Linked DNA regions of Homo sapiens: region 2 is linked to region 1. A link is a loop called in an ENCODE intact Hi-C map of the cell type or tissue named here. Cell type or tissue: IMR-90. All regions are shown on one strand. Links, peaks and the distances in the headings refer to the core of each region. The heading gives the core; the rest is flanking DNA. Region 1 overlaps FANCC (FA complementation group C). Region 2 overlaps PTCH1 (patched 1).

Region 1 (8,378 bases), core at 145-8,144:
GAGAAAACAAAGAAAGAAAATAAAGTAAACAGAAGACCCAATATCAAGAAAGGAGAGAAGGATGAATGACAGTGAAGGAAAATTCCAGGGCGACTGCAAAAAAGTTTTCAAACAGGAAAGGGAGGGGTTCTTTGTACCTGCCCAGATTTTCTTCTCAAAATATAACATTTTTAAAAACACCAAAAGAATTCAAAGAAACCTCCACAACCTCTTTAATTTTTTTTAAAAAAAAGGGGGCCAGGAGTGTTGGCTCACACCTGTGATCCCAGCACTTTGGGAGGCTGAGGGAGGAGATCATTTGAGCCCAGGAGTTCAAGACCAGCTTGGGCAACATGGGGAAACCCTGTCTCTACTAAAAACGAAAAAAAAAAAATAGGTGGGCGTGGTGGCGAGCGCCTGTAATCCCAGCTACTTTGGAGGCTGAGACACAAGAATCCCTTGAACCTGGGAGGCGGAGGTTGCAGTGAGCCAAGATCGTGCCACTGTACTGCAGCCTGGGCAACAGAGCAAGACTCTATCTCAAAAAAAAAAAAAAAAAAAAAAAAAAGGGAAAACAGAAGAAATAAGGCAGAGGTGAAGGCAATAGATGCAGTCTGTTGTGTCCTTTATGCTGATGGAAATAGCCAAAGTTCCTCTGAAAAAGGTATCACCATATCAACTATGTGCTTCCACAGTTACCAACTTCAGATTACAATATGGTACTTGACAATGCTTGGCTTCAATTCTCCTTATTAGAAAATTAACAGAATTTCAAAAGCAAGTTTAAACAAGAGAAATTCAACTGTTTTCTTTTGATAAATGCTGCCTCTCTAATAGAGCACTGAGGATCGCTTACAAACAGTCACTTAATTGCTCTATTATCCAATTTAGAGGTTTCCCCAAAAGTCCAACAAAAAAAAATTCAGTAAAGGCAAATGGAATTTAATGCAATTACCAATAAACAAGCAAAGAAAACAAAATCACCCCACACATACAGCCATGCACAAAGAATTAGGCCAAAGCCCAGTTATTCAGCACTTCCAGTGGACCCCTGCATGCTCTTAAATTTGGCAAACATCATAGAAGACTTAATTGGAAATCAGAGCACAGAAAGAAACTTTAGAAATGACTATATGGCCAAAATGATACCTCACCAGATGTCCCACTAAGTGGAAACTAAGAAGAAAAAAACAGATTAAGACTGGTACAGGTTTTGAATGCTTGTCCTACCTTGTCTAGATGAAAGACAGGACCACAAAAAAATGTGCTTCAAATCACTTTAGAATAAAATTCCTTCCCTAAATGCAGCATTCTAAAATGTCACACTAATACAATCCTTAAACAGCAACTATTTTTAGCATCCTTTTATTTTTTAATTGAACAATGCAACTGAGTTCCATTAACAGTTAATTCTTCCCAACTTTAATTCTAACAAACTCATTTAAGTTAAATGACCATCAAGAATAAAAGACTTATACTGTATTTTTGCATTCCTACAATTCAAAGGCAACAGGATCAAATGTTTTCAGGCTGTGAAAAGACACGCCATACTTCAGGTTAAAAGTATATTTTATTCCAAAATTAGGAGTGAAAATAAAGCTTGAAAAGAAATGACTTCTCAGCCTTGAATTTGGTGGCATTAATATTAATGACAATCCCACTCATCTCAAAGGCATTTCCTAGAGTGTTTATGTTATGAAAACTGGGTCTGGAATGTCATCTTCAGTAAATTTGAAATTGTTTAACCTGAGGTTTTGCTAGATTTGTAACAGCTGCACTGATGTTTACAACTGTAATAAGGTCTTTACAGCATGGCACTCCTTTACACATTTTTTAGATCTGGTTGGTACAAACATGTTGTACTGATCAACAAAAATGAGTTTGGTATCTCTCTATACCTACAAGTTTAGTCAGAATAAAGTTTTGTTTTGGATTAACATTGTACAATAAATGCATCAAGGACCTTCAGAAGTTTTATGGTATTGGTTACAGAAGAACAGGACAAAAACTTCCATTCATATACAAACATTTGGAAAATGACTCAGTTTGTGTTTGTGAAATTTGAATTTTGTTTGGGGAAAAGACATGCGTATCAAATACACTGTGGATCTAATTTGTTTGCTGGCATTCATTGAGGGTTTCAGGGCACATTACCAAGCAGAAACTGGTTGGGCAGTATTCAAAGATTACATTTCTCCTAATGCCCCTATTTACACAGTAGAAAGATGCAACCGAAAGCCTGCGAAAGACTTGCTTAACAATGCTTCCATAGGAAGCTTCAGCCCCCCTTGGACATCGAACTACTGGTGCAACAAAAAGAGCACCAGACAGGAGTTAGTTTCCCTGGGTAACAGCCAACAACCCTGCCATTAAACTCAGTTTCCTTCTCTCTAAACATTTCAAAGAGAAGTTATTATTTAAGGCAAATGTTTTCTGCTAAAATCAGTTGGGTTTGGGTAACCAGAAATACCCGGCTCTTTTGATTATTGAAAAGGTTATCATCTCATAACAATTAAGACACATTTAAAAGCTGTACACACACAATCAACCCAAGAAGTTCATCAGTAGCTATCCTCCTTTGGGCAATCTCTTGGGAATTCCTTAATTATGAGCCAAAGTAATTTTTTTGAAAAGTCTCCATTCTATTTTTCTTTTCTAATTTTTATTTATTTATTTAGTTTTTAGACACAGGGTTTCGCTCTGTCACCCAGGCTGGAGTGCAGTGGTATGATCATAGCTCACTGCACCCTCAACCTCCCAGGCTCAAGCGATCCTCCCACTTCAGCCTACAGTTGCATGTCACACTGTATGGGTCTACAGTTGCATGTCACCACGCCTGGATAATTTTTGTATTTTTTGTAGAGACAAGGTTTCGCCATGTTGCCCAGGCTCGTCCTGAACTTACGGGCTCAAGTGATCTGCCCACCTCTGCCTCCCAAAGTGCTGGGATTACAGGTGCTCAGCCCTGTTTTTCTTTTTTTAAAATGCCTATCTTACCTTAGCACATATGGTTATTGTGAGAATCCCATATAATCTATATGGAAATAATTTGGAAAGTACAAAGCACTTTTAATAGGGCTATTGCCCAAAGTAATGTTAGAAATAAATTAAGAAATCAAAAGAAGTAGTTAACAAAAAAAAACCATGCTTATAAAACCAACGTATTTGTATAAAATCAACAGAACAAAAAGCTCTGATTTATAAAGGGTATACAGTATCTTACTGCTCAAGAATAATAATAACCTTTTCTACAGATATGAAACTTAGAAGTCACCAGAGAACCCTGATTAATGCAGTAATTTCTCCAATAAGTATGACAAATTTGTTCTGATCTGTCCATTTTTTTCTAAGTGTTAGTTTAACAACTGAATGCATTTCAGAATTATTCAAAACTTAAATTACTTTAGACAAAGGTCATAAATTCAAAGTCCACAACAGATAAGTTAAATGAGTAAAGCAATTAGACAGGCTTGTGGTGAAAAACAGCAACTGTCCAAAGAAGATAGCCAGTAGGTATAGCTCAGTGGTAGAGCATTTGACTGCAAAGAAGACAGCCAGGATTTCACTCCTGCCAGTTGCTGCTGGAAGGGAACTCAGACTTGCTGTTGCCCAACTGCCTGTCTTAGTCTGTTTTGTGCTGCTATACCAGAATATGTGAGACTCAGTAGTTTACAAATAACAGAAATTTATCAGCTCCCAGTTCTGGAGGCTGGGAAGTCTAAGATTGAGGGGTCACATCGCAATGGAAGGCATCACACAGCGACAGAGCACAAGAGGGCCAAACTCGCTTTTATAACAAACCACTCCATGATAATATCAATCCATTCATGTACATCAGTAATACCTTAGAAACAATGTTTTTAAAATAACATGTAGTCATTTAGTCATAGCCACTTTGGCCACAAAACAATGTAACCAAAGGTGGTTCTGATCAAGTACCACAATATTTTCAAATACTTGTCCTATTCTCACCATTTTGCCTCAAAAACATACTTTTTTAAAAACTTATTTTTAAATTAAACATCTTAGGCTTAATTTTTTTTTCTTTTTTTTTTGAGATAGGGTCTTGCTCTGTCACCCAGGCTGGAGTGCAGTGGTGCAATCACAGATCACCGCTTTTTGTTTGTTTGTTTGTGCAATGGCCCAATCTCAGCTCACTGCAACCTCCCGAGTTCAAGCGATTCTTGTACTTCCACCTCCCAAGTAGCTGGGATTACAGGCACATGTCACCACACCCGGCTAGTTTTTTTTGTATTTTTATTAGAGACAGGTTTCACCCTGTTGGCCAGGCTGGAGTCGAACTCCTGACCTCAAGTGATCCACCCGCCTTGGCCTCCCAAAGTGCTGGGATTACAGGCAGGAGCTACCTTGCCCAGCCGACCTGCATCCTTGACCACCAGGACTCAAGTGATCCACCCGCCTCGGCCTCCCAAAGTGCTGCGATTACAGGCATGAGCCACCACGCCCGGCCTAGACTTAAATTATTTTAAAACCAAAAAGACAGTACAATTTTAGGCAAACATTAGATGGGTACAGCACACACGTGTAGAACTAAATGAAGATACCTGAAACTTTGATAGAATGAAACAAATTTCTAGCTTTTAATACCTTCAAAGGAATGTCACTACCAAAATTCAAGATATTTTTAAGGGCAGGCACAGTGTCTGCCTCATGCCTGTAGTCCCAGCTACTCAGGAGGCTCAGGTGGGAGGATCACTTGAGTCCAGGAGGGCAAGACTGCAACGAGTTATGATTGCACTACTGCACTCCAGCCTGGGGGACCGAGTGAGATGCATCTCGAAAAAAGAAAAAGATATTTGTATTGCACTTTTCTTGCTTACAACTACTCAATTTTAAGAAAAAATCAGTCATATTATACCATTTCATATAAAAATATTTCTGTTACTCCTAAAACTGGCTGCATAGTTTCAAAAAGTCACCACTTATCAAAATACTTATCATCAAGCAAAAGTTTCACTAGCTTTGCCAACTTTTTTAGTGTAATGACTAAAAATTCTAATGGTACTAGTCAGTATCAGAAACACAAGATACTCTTCTGGGTGCCAAATACTGCAGAAAATACTACTTCATAAATAAAATGCATGCTGTTATACCAATAATAAACGGTTACTCACTCTTACGGCCTATGATTGGAAATTCCTAGCTAACGGCTTCAAGCAAAAGCAGCAATTCGATATTATTTGTATAAATGTATATTTTATATAGTGTTTTATTATAATCTTTAATATGTAGGGGTAGATAGGCTAAGTAATCGTTACAATCCATGTTGGACAAGGTCATGTTTGGGTACACCAAATTCAGAAAGCTAGGGCTAAATATAACTGATTCCTTCAGACAAGTGTCTTACTAATCAATTACAATGTATAATCTGCATACATTGTAAATCACCAAATACACACTAAGAATTACAAAATTATACTATATCACCTAGGATGCCTTTGGTTTCCAGTAATTGAAAACCCAACTCTATTCATCAAGATAGGCTAAGTTATGATGTAGTAACTTTTTTCTGATACTATATGTCCAACATGTTATGTGGGACACACATGTTTGTGGGGTGGGGGTGTTGTTCTGCTCCACAGTCACTCATGGATCCAGCATGACAGGTGCTCAGACATCTCAACACCTAGCCTCCAGAATCACCATTGCAAAAAGAAGAGATAGCTAGGTCAGGAATCTGCTACTAAATGCTTCTACCTGGAAATAACCTGCTTAAAATCTATTGGCTAGAACAATCACAATGTCCTACCTAGCTGCAAGTGAACTGGGAAATGTGAGGGAAGATCTAAATATTTAGTAAGCATTAAATGCCCCTGCTGCACCAAGCAAAACCAGCTAAAACAATAATGGGAGGCCAGGCATGGTGGCTCACACCTCTCATCACAGCACTTTGGGAGACCCAGGCAGGAGGACAGCTTGAGGCTGGGAGTTCAAGACCAGCCTAGGTAACATAGCATGACTCTGTCTCTACAAAAATAATGATAATTAATTAGCCAGACATTGTGGTGCATACCTGTAGTCCTAGTTACTCAGGTGGCTGAGGTGGCATGATTCCTGGAGCCCAGGAGTTTGAGGCTGCAGTGAGCTATGTTCGTGCCACTGCACTCCTGGTTGACAGGGCAAGACCCTGTTTCAAAAGAGAAAAAAAAAAAAGGAGGGGGGGAATTCGTTGGTTCAAGAAACTGGCAAGTCCAGAAACAGGGCAGACTTCACAGTTGATCTGTCTCTCCATCCTGCTTCCCTCATGATAGCAAAACAGCTTTAGCCATTACAGAAGTCACATCACATCCATACCACCCAAAAATAGAGTACATACTTCTGTTCCAGCATCCCAAGTAAGAGACAGACCTCAGATGTATTCAGACTGGACTTGCTTGAGCTTATGCCCATCCTTAACCAATGACTGTGACGAATCAATAAAACACACTCCTTAAACCAATAAAAGTCCACCCCCAGGAGCTAGAGGTAGTATCAGTGTTCCCCAGAGCCCATAGAATAGTGACTACTAAAAGAAAATCTAGGGTCTGTTATGACAGAGAAGGGAGGAAAGGATGTTGGCACTCAACAAACATCAATGCAGTTATATAATAAAAAAGAATATACCCTGAAGAAGTTGGCTAAGAGTTGTGGAAACAAGCATATACACATAAGGCAATAATATGAACTGCAGTGCACAAAGACAGAGGAAAAGTCATTATGCATAACCACAAATGGTCATCAATAAATCAGGCGTTGGCCAGGAGCGGTGGCTCACGCCTGTAATCCCAGCACTTTGGGAGGCCAAGGCAGGCGGATCACGAGGTCAGGAGATCAAGACCATCCTGGCTAACACGGTGAAACTCCGCCTCTAACAAAAATACAAAAAATTAGCTGGGCGTGGTGGTGGGCTCCTGTAGTCCCAGCTACTCAGGAGGAGAATGGTGTGAACCCGGGAGGCAGAGCTTGCAATGAGCCGAGATCGCGCCACTGCACTCCAGCCCGGGAGACAGAGTGAGATTCCGTCTCAAAAAAAAAAAAAAAAAAAAAATCAGGAGTTAATAAGGAAATCTATTGAGTACAGCACTTGAATGTACAAGCATAATTACAAAAATAGGATTAGGCTAAGTACAATGCCTTATAATGTTATAGCTTTAAGTAAACAGTAACAACCAACAAAAACAAAATGACAACAAAAAGGAACCAGCCATAGGAGGGTGTTGGAAGTCACTAAGGTAAATGGCACCTCCAAAATCTTATAAAAGAAGCAAAAGTGTCTGGCAATTCCATACCTTTGAACTGAACCAGGTAAAGAAGGAATCACAGACATAAAGTCATAGCCTTTTATTTATTTATTTTTTTCCCTGGAGATAGGGTCTCACAATTTTGCCCAGGAGACTTGAACTCACAATCTTCCAGCCTCAGCCTCTCAAATAGTTGGGACTACAGGTGCACAGCACTGCACCCAGCCAAATTCATATTGTTTAAATAGTCTCCTCTGAATCTGTGTGTGTGTGTGTGTGTGTGTGTGTGTGTGTGTGAAAAACCGCAGCCTCAAACTGTCTTATGGGTAGTCACCAGAGTAACAGATCTCAGATTCCACTAAAATAGCTAAATGTATATAAAATGTTTATATCACACATAAATGTTTCTGAATTACAAAAGCATCATTGGGGCTCTAGAGGAAAATGAAAACACAAGTCCCAGAAATCTGAAAAATGAAAAACAGGGGTGAAAGATAATGAGAAGTACAGTCACATCTAAAGTCAGGTCATCTGGGAACCCTGCCCACTGGATGCCATAAGGTCGACCACAGTTCTAATCCTGTCCTCTTCTCCTCCCCTCCTAATCTCTGACCCCACTTTCCATGATAATCTATACTGTTTCTAATTTGCAAAGGCATGGAAAGGCAGTTTCATCACTTCATAAAAGCCTACATACTCTCACACAAACGTGTCTTTCGTCATGTGGAAGTGGGAGAAACCTTAGGATTAACTTTCACAATTCAAGAAAATGAACAGACTAAATACTCTCACCACTCATGATTTCTTGAGGAAGTTCAGAGCAAAGGTGATAAATCAGTCTGGGTCCAGTCAGTAAAAAGAAACCACATAATAATTTGAATAAGGAAAGTCAACTATAAATAATTACTGTTGTTGTTGTCATTTTCTTTTTTAGAGAGAGGGTCTCACTCTGTTGCCCAGGCTGGAATGCAATGGTATAATCATGGCTCCAAGCAGCCTCAACCTCCTGGGCTCAACGATCCTCCCACATCAGCCTCCGTAGTAGGTGGGACACACACCACTCCCAGATAATTTCGTGTTTTCTGTAGAACAGGGGTTTTGCTATGTTGCCCAGGCTTGTCTCAAACTCCTAGTCTCAAGTAATTCTCCCAAGCCCTG
Region 2 (8,246 bases), core at 1-8,000, 150 kb after region 1:
GTGCCGTATTAACCTCCCCTTCTCTACCACCTGGAGGACCTTCAGGTCCCGCAGCTGGAGCAGAAGAACTGTCCTCTGCTCCACACTGGAAAGGCAGGATGTGTACTTTTTACTCTTGTGAAGTCCAATTATGCATCTCAAGGGGAAAGTCTTCATTTACTGTATAAAGATCTGTAAGACCCAGGCTGCCAATCAGTTGATTTAGAGGAACCAAACCGAACCCGCCCTCTAGCCCTCAAAGCCAGTACACCGAAGAGGAAAACAGACATGACTCTGAGATGTTTACTGAAGAACCACCAGCAAGTGGGGAGGCACCTAAGTATCGAAGTGAAGAGCGGCACAGGAAACACAGCATTCAGCCGGCCTACACGTGGGACATCCCCGTGTCACTACTGACCTCAGGATATGGTCCAAAGAAAGACAAAAGCACGGGAAGCAAAACCAGCCCATTGAGAACGCCGAGGATGGTGAGGATCGCCAGCACAGCAAAGAAATACCTGGGAGATCAAGAGGAAACGGGAACACGCGCTGTGACAGGGTGGATCGCGCCACCCTCCGTGTGCCCGACACAGCAGCATGGCAACGCCAGAAATGAACAAAACCCACCCCACTGAAAAGGCTGTTATCCAACCGCAGTTCACATTCAACACAAGGTGAGTTTTTGCTTTTTGTTTCTTTACCTTATGACTTTGAGGACTACATTCCACAACCCAAAGTGTTAGTTCATGAAGGGAAGAAAAAAAAAATTAGTTTGTTAATTTGCTGAACTCTGATGGCATGTAATGTTATTTATGAATGTGTTACACAAACACAAAAATATGGAATGCGACCTGAATGGCTGGGCAGACTGAAAGCACAAACACAATGCCGAGGGGCCCCGCTCGTGAAAACCCAGCAGAAGCAAACAAATGAAGTGAAGGGTGTAGAATTTAAACAATTTAGCCCAGGAGGAAAAGCAGCCCACTTCTGCAGGCTGCTAATCCACTGTGAAATGCTTCTGCATCTTACGGCAGAATCTCTAATTAAGTCTCTAGCATATCAGGTAAGGCTTTCCCTGGCCTTTCATTAATCACAACTTTCTGCCTAGAATTCTGTGAGTTCCAGTTTTACCAAATAGCTCCAATTGCAACCTTTTTAGAACACAGGAACCAGCTTTCTGCAAAGAAAATGCTGCCCATTCTGTGGGAGCTGGGGCATTGTGCTGGGTGAGGGCACTCCACAATGGCGGGGCTGCTCTGCGGGCCAATCTTTTGTTGAACAATTTAGCATCTCTGAATACTCTTGTTTTGCGTCAGCCAATTCAAACATAAAGGCCGCAGCACCATGGCAGAGGAGGAGAGTGCAGAAGTAGTTCTGCTTTCCCACCATTGAGGGCTAAGGTCTGGAATCCTTCATGAATACCAAGGTAAACCTGTCAGCCAGGGACAGCCTCTGGCAGACACTCTGCATGGCTGGAGGGCACAGACTCCACGCAGGGATGCGTTTCTGGAACTAATGATTTCTAGGGCAACTCTGATGGAAGTGGGCTGGGGTAGGGGAGAGGCTCAGGATGTTCTGGGAAGGGGGGGGCAAGATATCTATCTGTTAATGGTCCTCTGGTTCATAAAATGGAACAGGCAACCAGTGCTGCCATGTCTATATATGTTTTGACATCAGATGAAAGGAGAGAGAATCCCCATAAAAATACAAATACCTCACAGCTATTGTAAACACTAGAAACTTCTGAACTACATTAGTAAAAACCAAGCAGCCAATGTCTTGGTCTAATGTAAACTGCTGGAACTTTCGGCTGGGGCATGTATCAGCAGCCACATTAAGACATTTGCATCCCATCCATCTAGCTGAAGCATAAACAGGCCAATTAGATTTCTGACGGCTTAGCATATACAGTGTCTGCTCATTTATTTGACCTTGGTGAGGCCTTTATCAGGTTAATCCATCCCATCCTAGAAAATGGGAAGCCCTTTTAAGTGCTTGAAAGAGGAACCCTGATATTTCTGGGCGGGAACAACCCCGGCTGAGAGGAGAGCGCTGGGATTCCAGCTGCCAGGTTTCCAGCTGGGGGCTCTAATTCAGGCTAAGTTTCCTCATTCAGCATCCCCCACAAGGCTGAGCGAGACCCTCCTGTAACTCATGAGACCCCAGCACACCTTGCATTTCCCCTGGTTTTGCCTGTGAACTTGTCTCTCCCCTAAAAGACCTTAGGCTACACAGAGGGATATGGGGGTCCCCATTATTTGCTGTTGTGCAAATGGCACTTATGGGGTGCTTGTTATATTTGTGTTAAACGAGAAAGTAAATATGCAAAAGAAACTCTACTTGACATTGAGCTTTTATATCATAATGATAACGTTAGTGCCTGAAAAAGTGTATACTAAGAACAAAGGAAAAGCTAAAATCAAACTAAGAACTAAAATAAAACACAGACCAAAACATTTAACTCAGTTGGGCAACTCTCTACTTGGTATTGGCAAACAGGAATTTAGGAACTGGCTTGCTGGCTTAGCAGTAGTTTGTGCTGAGAAGTCTAGCTCCATGGACATTGCAGGGAGGTAGCTGGAGATGCAGACCCAGCCCTCATCCCACCTCCCGCCCCCCGAAATCGGCCCTGCACTTAGACCCTCAGATGATTCCTCAGCACATCGGTGTGAGAAGCGCTGGTCTACAGCGATTCCACTTCACCATTCACTCTATGCAAAAACTACAATAAGCAAGCTTGGCACTCATTCTAAGAAGGCGGCCTCCATGATGCCAAATTGCCCAGTGGGCTATGCCACAGGCCAACCAATGGACTCATCTCTTTCCCGTAATAAAACTTTGGCTAAAACTTCTAGTTGAAACCCTCTTCTTTTTACTTGAAGATAAGAAGCGTATCTCTCTCTCTGACACACACACACACACACACACACACACAACCTCTCAGTACTGAAGCGTGCCAAACAAACCAATCATTTCTCACATCTGGTTCTGCCCTGTCATGGTTCTAATCCTGGACTATCTTTTACTTATTGGTGATTCTGGCCTTAGAGCTCCATAAAGTAGCAGAGTTCTATCCAAGAGCAGGTCCCTCACAAAGCCATGGAGGCTGCTCAAAGAAGCAAGTGGTTTCCTCCTCTGCAGTTCTCAAATTCTTTTCAAAAGGAAAACTCACTGTTCTTTTATATTTCACAAAGTCATATTCTTAATTAAATCAACTGGAAACGACTTGCCTTGAGATCCAAACTAGGCTTAGATTCCCAAGAGTTGACACCAAAGTCCAATGCTAAATGCTTCCTAATTGTGGGGACTCGAATATGAAATCTGAGCACGTCATTTTCACTTCTTAAAAGAATAAAGTCAGGTGACAATTTTAGGTATTTTTAAGTTTTCCTTTCTACAGTTTGAAGGAGAGGGAGCGTAGGTCAAATGTGGCATTTCTTTCTGCAGTGTTTCTAACCCGAGACAATAATGGGCCACCTATTGGGTGATCCTTTGGCTTCAAGCTGCAGAGTTGTCTTTGCTGCCAGCCCCAAATCCTTTACCTTCTGTTTTCAAGATACTCCCCAAGACAGCTCTAGAAGAGAGCTTGTCTTTATACCTCCGAATATCTCTACGTTAACAAGTTCAAAAGAAAGCAGAGTCACGATGACGAGGTGCTGCAATCTACCAGATACAGAAGGAAATAAGCAACGAAGATCACCTGAGCTAATAACAATATTTTTTTTTTTGAGACAGAATCTCGCTCTGTCACCCAGGCTGGAGTGTAGTGGCGCAATCTCAGCTCACTGCAACCTCCGCCTCCCGGGTTCGAGCAATTCTCTGCCTCAGCCTCCCAAGTAGCTGGGATTACAGGCACCCACCACCACGCCCGGCTAATTTTTGTATTTTGAGTGGAGATGAGTTTCACCATCTTGGCCAGGCTGGTCTTGAACTCCTTGACCTTCTGATCCACCCGCCTCGGCCTCCTAAAGTGCTGGGATTACAGGCGTGAGCCACTGCACCCGGCCCAATCACAATGATTTCTAAAACATGTCTCCTTGCACACGCCTGCTTACCTGACAATGAAGTCGAACTCAGATCCCGCCAGCATCAGCACTCCCAGCAGAGTGGACACGGCGCCATCCAGGACGGGTGCAAACATGTGCTCCAGGGCAAGCACAGCCCTGCGGTTCTTGTCGCCGATGGCCGTCAGAAAGGCCTGTGCAATGAGGATGTTCACAAGATCAGGTTGCTGGACTTCACCTGGTAAATGCTCAGCTCTGTCCTAAATGTTACAAGCTCTCAGAACTGCTCACATCTTACTGTTTTAGTTGCTAGAATGTGTAATCAGAGTAGCTCAACTAGCAGCACCTAGACTTAAACTAAGATGACCTCTTCATGACACTGGGTCATATTTGGTGTTGACGTAAATCTTGAACACAGTAAAATCAAAACTATATAAAAATGGACAGAAATGTCCCCTTCTTTTCACTGATACTCACCCCGAAGTTTCCCCCCTCCTTAAATGATCTCACACCACTCACACGTGAGACCTCCAATTCCCACAGCACAGGATTCTGGCTAATGCATTGGATGGCTAAGAGCTTAGCTCAGTGTCCCAAGCAATTGGGTGCTACACACACTTCCTCACGATTATGCAGAGGTGAGACCTTCTGTCACTGTTTCAGGCTATGTTTGTAGTACATCTAAGCACTATGAGTGTATTGCAAGAAATACACAGGACCGTACATTTGAATCAAGCCCTTCTGAACATTGTGTGGACACATCCCTGTCTCTCCTGCAGTCCTAAAGCTCTCCTAGGCCAGAAATGCTGTTGATAACTAAACGGGAACTTTGCAGAGTAAATTCTGGAAGATCAGACTGTTGGCCTGAACGTGTGACCCCTGCAGGGAGTGTTGAACCTGGCACAAGTTCTCTCTCTGAAGTTCAGGCTGCTCTGGATTATGCCGAGAGGAGAGGGCTGGGTGTCTTTGGCAGGATGCGTTTCTATCCCTTACCTACCTGCAGAAGGACTGAGACGGTCGTTCTCCTTAACAGATGAAAAAATACAAATATACAAAGGTGTGCTAAGAGTTTTCATACTTTTCTCTCAAACAGGTTCTACTCTTTCAGAGTTGGTAAAGACATTAGGGTCAATATAGCTGCCTTCTGCTCTTGGGGCAAGGCACCAAAGGGGTTTTTCAGCCATGCTGGCTTGCATCATATTTGGGCCATGAGGCCATAAGGGCCTAGTTGTGACTACCCTGTCACACACTGTTTCTATGTTACTGAGACAGCAAATGAACGGGAACCCACTGATTTCCTAAAGACATTCATGAAAGAAGACTCTTCTTCACAGCCTTATTCTACCATTTTACAAACCTTGAAAGAGCAATAACTGCCAACTCTAAATGCAATTTCACATAGAGGATCAGAATACTGAAAATGACTTGGACTAGAAGTCCTAGAGTTTAGAGACTGCAGTTAGCATTTCCATGGTAAAAATCTGCTCTGGGATACCCATTTGCCCTGCTAGCTTCCAAAAAAGGTGGTTTCCATTTGCATCAGAATAAAATAACTTATGGATTCTTAACTCACATGCAAATTTATCTCCCTTTTGAAGAACTGTATTGGAATTATGGGTTTTCTAAACTCTAGGCTGGCACTCTTCTTTTTAAAAAAATAGTCCCTCCTCCCAGCTCAAAGGAAGAAAATAATTTGAGCAGGCTCAAAATTTAGAGAATACTGTTGCCATATTATTGGCTTTTTATGATACACTGTAAAAAAAATGGGATAACTTCAACAAAGCATTCCTTCCAAAACACAAAAGTTTACAATCTCTCAATTGTATCACAGTAGCCCTGGAAAGACTGCAGAAGGCACAAGGCTGCAGCCTATGTGGAGACATGCATGTGCCATGTGCTGAGCCCAAAGGAAACCTGTGCTAGAGATTGCAAAAGCAATGGCGGAAGTGATTTGGTCAAGCCCAGTGCTGGCTTCCTAGCTAGGGTATTTCGCACGTCGATATTTAACAGGTGAACGCATTTACTTATTGAATGCCTACTGATAACCCCAAGTTCTTAGGCTCTAATCTGCAGACAGAACATAATTTACACAGTTGTGATGTTTTGGATAATTCTTTGATAAATGTATACAACAGATTTATCTCTTGGACTAAAGATTCCTTCTGAAGTTTAATTACCTCCAACAAAGCATTCACAGGGCAAGATAGAGAAAAAGAGAGGGAAAAAAATGTCTGTTGAAAGCAACACTGGTTCTCTTACTTTCTGCTATCATGAATGTAGAGGCTGGGAGGTCTGAGGAACTGGGTGGGCTTAGGTAGAAGAGCCAGTTCCCCGGGGCTGAACAATGGAGCCTCCACTCCTAAGCCCGAGGGTACTTCCTTGGCTGCCAGCTCACCTCATCCTCAGTGATGCCATCCCCAAGCCTGTGAGTGTGGTCTCATTTTATCCCCACTGTTCCTGTTGTTTTTAAAACTCTGTGTATGCCCACCCACACACTCACCACATAATCCGCCTTATGAACAAACGTCACAACGTCAGGAATCGTGGGGGTATAATGACAGTCAAAGTCAGGTGAGCACGGCCCTTCAAGGCCCACTCCAACACACCAACCCTGCACTGCCTACGGCTGACAGGGCCCGCTGCCATGTACCTTCCATACCCCTCTCCTTAGCCTCCCTTGAGGGAAAGGAATCCAGAAATCTTGCAGGCTCTCCTAGGGGGCCCCTGTGCCCTGAGGCCTTTTCACTGCCACGCACAGGGAGAATGCAAGGTTCCCACTTGGAGACAAACAGAGCCAGAGGAAATGGGTTGTTTTTTCACAAAGTTTTTGCTTCAAATGTCTCCCATACCAAAGCAACGTGAACGGTGAACTCCACTCCTATGCCAACAGAAGCGATCAGGATGACCACGGGCACGGCACTGAGCTTGATTCCGATGAGGCCCATCATGCCGAACAGCTCGACCGTCATCAGCGCCAGGACCATCACCTGGAGCAGGGCACACAGTGGTCAGTGGGCGGGCAGGTCACCCTCTGGGGCTGCCCACAAGGGAGGTCGCCAGAGGGCTAAGGTGTCCTCGGTTCAGATCAAAACAATGAATGGACTGACTTGCTTTAACTCTGGACACTGCCTTTACTGCCTAATTCATCTTCCCGCTGGGAAGGGAGACTGTGGGACAGCTGATGTGTAAAGCTGTAGAAGGCAAAGTAGAGTGTTCTAATGCAAATTATTTTCCAATGTACCTTCTCCAGAAAGCAAAAAACATACAGAACAACTCCACCAGCGCAATCCACGAGGAATTGCACAAGCATGGCCGCATCACTTAGCTGCGAATTTCACAGTTTACAACAAGACCCATCTCTCCTCCTGCTTGGGTCTCAGCCGCCAGAGACCATCCGTGAACCCATCATTAAGTTTTTGGTTGCCTCACTCTCCATTCTAAAGAAAGCTGATAGGACGGGGTGAATAAAAGATTTGCAGGTCAAAGTAGTTTTGCTTTTGTGAGTGAACCTGCAGGCTAAGCAAAGATGATGTGGGGGCCAGGTAAGCGGGGAGGTCGTCATCAGCTGACGCTGTCAGGTTACAGGAGCCCTGCACTTTGAAGAGCTGGGGACAGCTGGGGTGGACTGAGCCAACTGTTAAAATCCAAGGAAAAGCTTCTTGCCTTTCATCTTCCTTGTAAAAATTTGTGGGGAAATGGAAATAAAATCTGTGAGTTAGATTTGGAGTTTCTTGGTCCAAAGCGGAGAAGATACAAATAAACAACAAGTTACCAGATGGAAGAGAAGGAGAAAAATGATCTTTCTTCTCTGGGGGTGGGTGGTGGGCAGAGGTGGAGGGAGGGGAAGGAATGATGAAAGATGGACAACATCAATTGCTAAGTGCCATGAAAACTCTCACAGACTAAACATTTACCTTTTAATGTACCTGCTGCACAGACTCACGGTGCAGACACAAAATCTGGCCTTTGTTTTTATAATTTTGGCATTTTAAAGGCTATACCATAGTTCACAGAATTTAAACATTGCCACGGTTTTATTAGACTCTACATGAAACTTACATCAAAATCTGAGAGTATTTTGGAGAAGGGATGCCAAAAAACAGGTTCGTAATATTAGTTTATCATTTTCCCCCAGGACTTAAAACACACAAAATCATTTTCTCCATATATCACTCTCCTAACTTCTCTGATTGTCCCTTCATGTTAAATGCAGAAGAACCTGCTATGTCGTTATTAGGCCTGGATGAGGTCACAAAATGACAC

Evidence for each region. Hi-C counts contacts between places; a loop is a spot of excess contacts. Peaks named below come from ENCODE experiments on the same cell type or tissue, not always from the same donor. Only the 100,000 strongest peaks of a DNase experiment are listed, where the experiment ranks them.
Region 2: it touches region 1 in a loop (2.6-fold over the local background); 4 of 110 quality-filtered maps call a loop at or near these places.

The regions. Positions count from the first base shown.
Region 1 is chr9:95,304,229-95,312,606 of GRCh38, forward strand. All of the region lies in intron 1 of FANCC (FA complementation group C), which reads right to left. Among named protein-coding and RNA genes, the nearest start is that of FANCC, 9.3 kb to the right of the region's middle. In IMR-90, for the core only: no CTCF peak of the experiment used is centred there; no DNase peak of the experiment used is centred there; H3K27ac peaks cover 1,101 bases.
Region 2 is chr9:95,449,444-95,457,689 of GRCh38, forward strand. It overlaps PTCH1 (patched 1), which reads right to left. Exons shown (of 24, transcript NM_000264.5): 19 at 6,833-6,970; 20 at 4,035-4,177; 21 at 398-497. Among named protein-coding and RNA genes, the nearest start is that of PTCH1, 56 kb to the right of the region's middle. In IMR-90, for the core only: no CTCF peak of the experiment used is centred there; no DNase peak of the experiment used is centred there; H3K27ac peaks cover 189 bases.